2 separate regions of the Homo sapiens genome follow, and region 1 is linked to region 2. Evidence: read pairs that join two places in POLR2A ChIA-PET (ENCODE). Cell type or tissue: GM12878. All regions are shown on one strand.

The links. Peaks named below come from ENCODE experiments on the same cell type or tissue, not always from the same donor. Only the 100,000 strongest peaks of a DNase experiment are listed, where the experiment ranks them.
Region 1: POLR2A ChIA-PET joins it to region 2 with 6 read pairs; 1 of 35 experiments calls an interaction of 5 or more read pairs at or near these places.

What each region holds. Positions count from the first base shown.
Region 1 is chr14:93,681,350-93,685,349 of GRCh38, forward strand. It overlaps UNC79 (unc-79 subunit of NALCN channel complex), which reads left to right. Exons shown (of 52, transcript NM_001395159.1): 45 at 1,268-1,345. Among named protein-coding and RNA genes, the nearest start is that of PRIMA1, 110 kb to the right of the region's middle. In GM12878, no CTCF peak of the experiment used is centred here; a DNase peak (open chromatin) is centred at 2,051.
Region 2 is chr14:93,163,628-93,167,627 of GRCh38, forward strand. No RefSeq gene overlaps it. Among named protein-coding and RNA genes, the nearest start is that of MOAP1, 19 kb to the right of the region's middle. In GM12878, no CTCF peak of the experiment used is centred here; DNase peaks (open chromatin) are centred at 94, 1,514, 1,814, 2,084 and 1 weaker place; H3K27ac peaks cover 908 bases.

The DNA.
Region 1 (4,000 bases), 520 kb after region 2:
GGGTTCCTTGGCCTCAGGAGGCCTTTGGCTTAGAGGTGTACCCAGTTAGCCAAAACCTGCTACCTGTTAATAATGCTTACATTTAAACCCCTGACTAGCCCGATAATATGCTGGTTTCTGTTCCTTTGTTCCATGCCTCCTTATCAGGCCTCCTAGAGATTTACTCTGCGACCCTAGTTGTTATTACTTCTCTCTAGTGTGACAGGGACCGAGCCTGCTGACCCATTCAGCTTCCCTGTGCCTTCCAGTATGAGAACAAAATGAATGAGAAGGCGGAGCGACTGGTGCTGAAACTTCTGAACTCTGCACAGCAGCAGTTTCAGGTCCCAAAGTTGTTAAGGCTACTGGCCAGAGGGCAGGAAATATAAATTGAACAGGACCTAATTGCTCATAGCCAACTCTACTTCATGGTTAACTTTTTTTCCTAAGACTATTAATAAATAATTGAGTGCTGCATTAAGTGAGAAACACCTGTCAAAATCTGTAATGAAGCAAATTAAATTGAAATCTGGCAAATCCATTCTTGTAATGATCTCAAGTCATAACTGGCTAATGGATTTGCTTTGTAAACTCTCACTGAGCCCCTCTGAGGTGTCCGGCACCAAGCTAGTGCTGGGGATGAGGTGCATCAAGCCTGTGCTCTTGAAGAGCTCACAGCAGGTTGAGAAATGGACCCATAAGTCACTGCAGTCTGACGTGGTGACTGTTACAATGGAAGTGTGTGAAAAGTCCTCTGGGCCCCCAGAGAAGGAGTGGGGGTCTTTATCAGCACAAAGGATACATGTGGATGAATAGGGGCAGGAAGATGAGATGCTGAAGTTCCCCTGTGGGGAAGAAACAGGTAGAATACTCACTCTGAGGTTGATTGTTTTTCTGGTTTCTTTCTAAATATATGATACGATAATAGAAATCATGAAACTGTATGAAATGTGCTTACAGTAACTGTCAAGAAGTACTAAACAATAAATAGAATGACTTCACAATAAATCTGACAATGCTGACATCTTTTATTTTTTCTTTGATTGAATGCACCATTTCAGTGCCACTTAACAGTCTGGGTAAAGTAAGACTCTGTGTGTTAATTTTAGTACTGTGATTCTGAGTTTCTGATAGGAATGAACCATCATGATTAGCAAATCTGATCTATCCAAGGCAGATCGTCATGAAAATAAACACTAATTAATTTAAGCCAAGTTAATAAAATGATAAATTACTTATTAATGTCCAGATACCCTTAAAAATAATTATCCTTTCACTTTTTTATTAGTTTATTTGTGCAGATGCTGGAACCAAACTAGCTGAGTCAACAATCCTGAGCAAGCAGATGATAGCCTCTGTACCTGGAGTAAGTCCTGACCAAATTCATTGTCTACATACTTACATTTCATAGAATAGTAGTTAAGAATGTAGGCTTTAGACTTACATCAGGGTTTGAGGCCTGCCATTTACTAGCTATGTGACTTTTGGAACGTATTTTAACCTATAATTCTTTGATTCATAACATCTGTCAAATGGGATATAACAGGGTTTAACATATAGTTTGAGGATTGAACGAGATAATGCATGCAAAGCATATTAGCAAGGAGCCAGACATAGTAAATGCTGTGAAAATGTTATCTATTAAAAATATTAACAAACATTGCCTATTTTTTGATATTTTAGTTATTTTCTATATTTTTCTATTGTAACTAATATGCAAAGAACATCTTTGTGCTTAAATCTTTGTCCATACTTCAGACCATTTCTTTATAATAGATTTCTGGGAATAGAATGACTAAACTATGTTTTTTTTTTTAAGGGTTCTTGATAATGTAATACAAGGTTCTATGAGACAAAAATCCCAATTCTCAACGACTTATGAAAGTTTATTGTTTGCTCATATGAAGTTTAAATGGGTATCCTGATTAGTAGGGAAAGGGGGATTTCCACGTGCATACTCGGGGATCAGGTTTCTTCCATTATGTGCAGTCCGCTGCAATCAGCTTGATTGTGGTTGGGGAAAGGGAAGAGAATATGGCCCATGGGGTTTTCACAGGCCAAGTCTAAAAGTGTGTGGTTTTTTTCCTACTCACATTCCATTGGCTAGAACTCAGTCACATGACCACACCCAACTGCAAGGGATGATGGGAAATGTGGTCTAGTTGTGGGCCAAGGAAGAAGACAGACCTGGGGAGTGGCTAGCCAGTCTCTGCTGCATGCTCGCTGTTTCCTTTATCGTTTAATTCTTTAAAACTCAATATTTGCTACCTATGCCATAGCTAAAAAAATAATGTCCCTAATAATAAAAGGGTTATTGAAATCAGTAATTAAAAGACGAACATTCCAACAACAACAGAAAAGCAACATATAGGTCCCTTTCTGATGACCAATAAGCCATTAAAAATAAACCTTTTACTCTGATAGCAATCAATGAATTGTAAGTTAATATGAAGTATAAAAATATTTTAAAATATAAAAATTAAAATCGGCTAGCCAATCAGCAGACTTTTCTGTCTCAAAAAAAAAAAAACACACACTTCATCAGGGCATGAAGGACATATAGGAAGCTGCATATCTTTAATGTATGTGACTTGATGAGTTTGGAAATGATTATACATTCATGAAACTACTACTGTGATCTATGCCATGAACATATCCATCATCTCCAACAGTTTCTTCCTGCCCTATTTGTTTTTTTGTTTGTTTGTCATTAGCAATGAGAGCACTTTACATAAGATCTACCTTCTTAAGAAATTTCTAAGTATGTAATGCAATATTTCTAACTCTAGGGACTCCGCTGCTCCGTAAATCTCTAGGACTTACTCACTTTGCATAATTGAAGCCTTGGACCTTTTGACTAATACCTCCCCATTTTTCCCTCCCCAGCAGATCCACCTCAATGATTAGACTTATTGATGGTAAAATGAAACAAGCATTCTTGTAAGCCACTAGTGGTAGTAAAACCAACCTTGCTGGAGGGCAGTTTGACAATCTTCCTTTAGGAATATGTCTGAGAAAATAAATATGCACATGTTTTATATTAAGTATGTTTATTAAAGCATCATTTAAAATAGCAGAAATATGGAAACAAAGTAAATGTCTAACATCATCAGGGTATTGTTTAAATAAAATAAGTTGCATCCATAAGGTAAGACTATTATGTACCTACCAAATCAAAGTTTCAAATAATATTTAATTAATTGGAAAATGCTTATGATGTATTTAATTAAAAAGCAAGTTAGAAAAATGTTATCTCAATCTTATAAACATTATATGTATGTGTGTATGTTATATACATTAGAAAAATTAAAAAAACTTGGAAGGAAATATTAACAGTAGTTTTCCCAGAGGTGGAGGACAGGAAATTAGGATTATGGTGATTTCAATTTTAATTTTAATGATCTGTATTTTCCAAATTTCCTATATTAAACATGTGTTGCTTTTATAATCTAAGAAATGTAACTTTAAAATCAAATATTAGTTTTGAGGAAGAATTAGCTATGGTTTGCTTCAATTTGTGAGTTTGAGTTTTGAATATTTTCAACTTTTTAATCGTTAGTTTTCCTATGAAATAAATGTAGCTCTTCTGAAACAAATGGAGCTTGACTTCTTCTGTTTTGTTTCTTAAGTAACACACCTAAGGTTATTCTTAAGCTTTGCAAAGTAGAAAAAAAGGAGGAGGGATTGGAAATTATATGTTTTGTTTCCTAAGTATATATGGCTCACTAAGATTCTCTTGACCATACAGTGAATTTTAAGGCTTTTATCAGATGTAGCTGGTTGTCTCTAAAACAAAAGTGACTTGGTGGTAGTAAATTCCTTGCTCTCATTTTTTGAGATTCAAACTTAAAAGACAAATATTGAATAATGCTCCTAGGAATTATTTTCAGTGACATTTGCCTAGTTGAAATGCTATAAAATATTGCCTATGAAAGAAACAAATCCCTTTCAAGAAATTCAAGAACATAGTCTCCAGTCCTATTTGCATGACATGTGAAAGGTCAGAGAAAATGGAATAAAT
Region 2 (4,000 bases):
GCTAATTCATTAGCCCCAAGTCACATCACAAGTCTTAATGTAATGAAACAGTGCACTCTATTGGACTATCTCAAAACGATTTTGGAACAATGTGGGAAATAGAAATACAGTAGTCCTGTCTTATCTGCAGTTTCACTTGCTGTGGTTTCAGTTACCTGCGGTCAACTGGGGCCTAAAATATTACACGCAATAAGATATTTTGACAGACAGAGGAGAGAGAGAGACCACATTTACATAACTTTTATTACCGTATATTGTTATAATTGTTCTATTTTATGTTATTGTTGTCAATCTCTTGCTGCTTCTAATTTATAAATTAAACTTTATCATAGTAGCTGGGCCTGGTGGCACATGCCTGTAGTCTTAGCTACTCGGGAAGCTAACATGGGAGGATCATTTGAGCTTAGGAGTTTGAGGCTACAGTAAGCCATGATCATACCACTGTACTCCAGCCTGGGCGACAGAGCATGACCCCATCTCTACAAAAAAAAAAAATTTCTTTTTTTTTTTGAGATGGAGTCTTGCTGTGTCGCCCAGGCTGGAGTGCAGGGGCGCGATCTTGCCTCACTGCAAGCTCCACCTCCCGGGTTCATGCCATTCTCCTGCCTCAGCCTCCCGAGTAGCTGGGACTATAGGCGCCCGCCACCATGCCCAGGTATTTATTTATTTATTTATTTATTTATTTATTTATTTGTATTTTTAGTAGAGATGGGTTTCATCGTGTTAGCCAGGATGGTCTTGATCTCCTGACCTCATGATCCACCCGCCTTGGCCTCCCAAAGTGCTGGGATTACAGGTGTGAGCCACTGCGCCCGGCTACAAAATTTTTTTTAAAAATTAACTGAGTTTAGTGATGCATGCCTATAATCCCAGCAACTGGACCGGATGAGACCGGAGGATTGCTTGAGACCGGGAGTTTGGGGGTTACAGAGAGCTATGATTATACCACTGCACTCCAGCCTGGGCAACAGTGTGAGACCCCATCTCTTAAAAAAAAAAAAAAAAATATGGCCGGGCGCGGTGGCTCACTCCTATAATCCCAGCACTTTGGGAGGCCGAGATGCGTGGATCACAAGGTCAGGAGATCCAGACCATCCTGGCTAACATGGTGAAACCCCGTCTCTACTAAAAATACAAAAAATTAGCCAGGTTTGGTGGCAGGCGCCTGTAGTCCCAGCTACTCAGGAGGCTGAGGCAGGAGAATGGCATGAACATGGGAGGCGGAGCTTGCAGTGAGCCGAGATCTCACCACTGCACTCCAGCCTGGGCGACAGAGTGAGACTCCGTCTCAAAAAAAAAAAAAAAAAAAAAAAAAAAAGCCAGGTGTGATGGTTCACATCTATAATCCCAGCACTTTGGGAAGCCGAGGCAGGAGGATCATTTGAGCCCAAGAGTTCGAGACCAGCCTGGGCAATATAGTGAGACCTCATCTCTTAAAAACAAACAAACAAACAAACAAACAGGCCCGGCGCAGTGGCTCATGCTTGTAATCCTGAGGGAAGAGAGAGACCCTCTCATATTGTTTTATACTCAGTACCTGTTTCAAGAAAAAACAACAAGGAAGTAAAACCAAAGACAGGCAGCCCAGCCGCCAGGCCCAAAACCAGGCCATGGCCTGCCTGGCCTAAACCCAGTAGTTAAAAATCAACTCATAACTTAGAAACCGATGTTATTCATAGATTCCAGACATTGTATAGAAGAACATTGTGAAACTCCCTGCCGTGTTCTGTTTCTCTCTGACCACCGGTGCATGCAGCCCCTGTCACGTACCGCCTGCTTGCTCAAATCAATCACGATCCTTTCATGCGAAATCTTTAGTGTTGTGAGCCCTTAAAAGGGACAGAAATTGTGCACTTGGGGAGCTCGGATTTTAAGGCAGTAGCTTGCCGATACTCCCAGCTGAATAAAGCCCTTCCTTCTACAACTCGGTGTCTGAGAGGTTTTGTCTGCGGCTCGTCCTGCTACAATCCCAGCACTTTGGGAGGCCAAGCCAGGCGGATCAAGAGGTCAGGAGTTCGAGATAGCCTGACCAGCATGGTGAAACACTGTCTCTACTAAAAATACAACAATTAACTGGGCATAGTGTCACGCATCTGTAATCCCACCTACTCGGGAGGTTGAGGCAGGAGAATCACTTGACCCTGGGAGGTGAAGGTTGCAATGAGCCGAGATTGCGTCACTGCACTCTAGCCTGGGCGACAGAGCGAGACTCCGTTTCAAAAACAACAGCAATAACAACAACAAAACATAGATATGTATGTATGTATAGGAAAAGGCATGGCTTATATGGGTTCTATACTAGCCACAGTTTCAGGCATCCGCTGGGGATCTTGGAACGTATCCCCTGTGGATAAAAGGGGAATATCGTATGTTTCTTATGTGTCTTTTTAAAATTGAAATTCAACCAGGCAATGGCATGGAGACAAGGCAAGGGACTGCTTTAATTAAGACACTTGGGAGGCATAGCAACCAAGTATCACGCATGGCTCTTGTTTTGAATCCAGATTCCCATAAATCAACTGTAAGAAGATACTTTTTTACCTTGGTGAGTAGATATTCTTGACGTAATTGGGGAAATTTTAATATGAACTGGATGTTAGATGATACTAAGTCATTACTGGCAATTTTGTCAGGTGTGCTATAGGTATTATAAGAAAAGGTCTATATTTTAAGAAGTACATGCTGAAACATGTAGGGGCAAAATGCCATCGTGTTTGGGATATGCTTTACAAATATTAGGAGCTAGGCATGGTGGTTCACACCTGTAATCCCAGCACTTTGGGAGGCCGAGGCGGGCAGATGCCTGAGGTCAGGAGTTCGAGACCAGCCTGGCCAACGTGGTGAAACCCTGTCTCTACTAAAAATACAAAAAAATTAACCGGGCTTGGTGGTGCGCACCTGTAGTGCCAGCTACTCAAGAGTCTGAGGCAGGAGAATCGGTTGAACCCAGGAGGCGGAGGTTGTAGAAAGCTGAGATTGCACCACTGTACTCCAGCCTGGGCGATAGAGTAAGATTCTGTCTCAAAAATATATAATGGTAGACCCAAATTTTAACCATTGCTTTTGGGTAAGAGGTGTGATTTCTCTTTTGAAATTTTATTTATTTTCATTATTTTTTATAAAGACTGGGTCTCACTATGTTGCCCAGGCTGGTCTCAGACTCTTGGGCACCAAGATTGGGAGATTACTTGAGGAGCTGGAAGACCCTCTCCCTCCCTCCTTCCTTCCTTCTTCCTTCCTTGTGTTTTTTTTTTTTTTTTTTTTTTTTGAGACGGGGTATTGCTTAGTCACCCAGGCACTGGGATGTGGTGGTGTGATCATAGCTCACTGTAGCCTTGAACTCTTGGGCTCAAGTGATCCTCCCACTACAGCCTCCCAAGTAGCTAGAACTACAGGCCTGCGCCACCTCCCCTAATTTTTATTTTTGTATAGATGAGCTCTCCCTGTGTTGGACAGGCTGGTCTCGAACTCCTGGCCTCAAGCAATTCTCATCCTCCACCCTGCCTCGGCCTCCCAAAGGGTTGGGATTATAGGCGTGAACCACCATGCCCGGCCCAAAGACCTTGGCCTCCCACCTTGGCCTCTCAAAGTGCTGGGATTACAGGCATGAGCCACCACACCTGACCAAGAGATGTGATTTCTAGCAGCCTATTTGTCCTTGGTATGAGAATATTTCGAAAACAAGCACATAATATTTTAACAAATGGAAGGATAAAGCTAGTCACAAAAATATTTAAAGCCTGTAGAGAAACATTTGGTTAAACACTGTATATTGAATGCACATGTTATCTCTGTTTCCACCTGAAACTCATCCAAAATGACAGTCAAGGATGAAAACAAATATAAACCTACAAGAACAAGAAGTGGGTGCGTTGACTGCCGAGGAGCGATGTCAATATGTTTTGGAATATGGACAACTGTTTTTTGTTTTTGTTTTTTTTTGATACGGAGTCTCACTGTGTTGCCCAGGCTGGGGTGCAATGGCACAATCTTGGCTCAC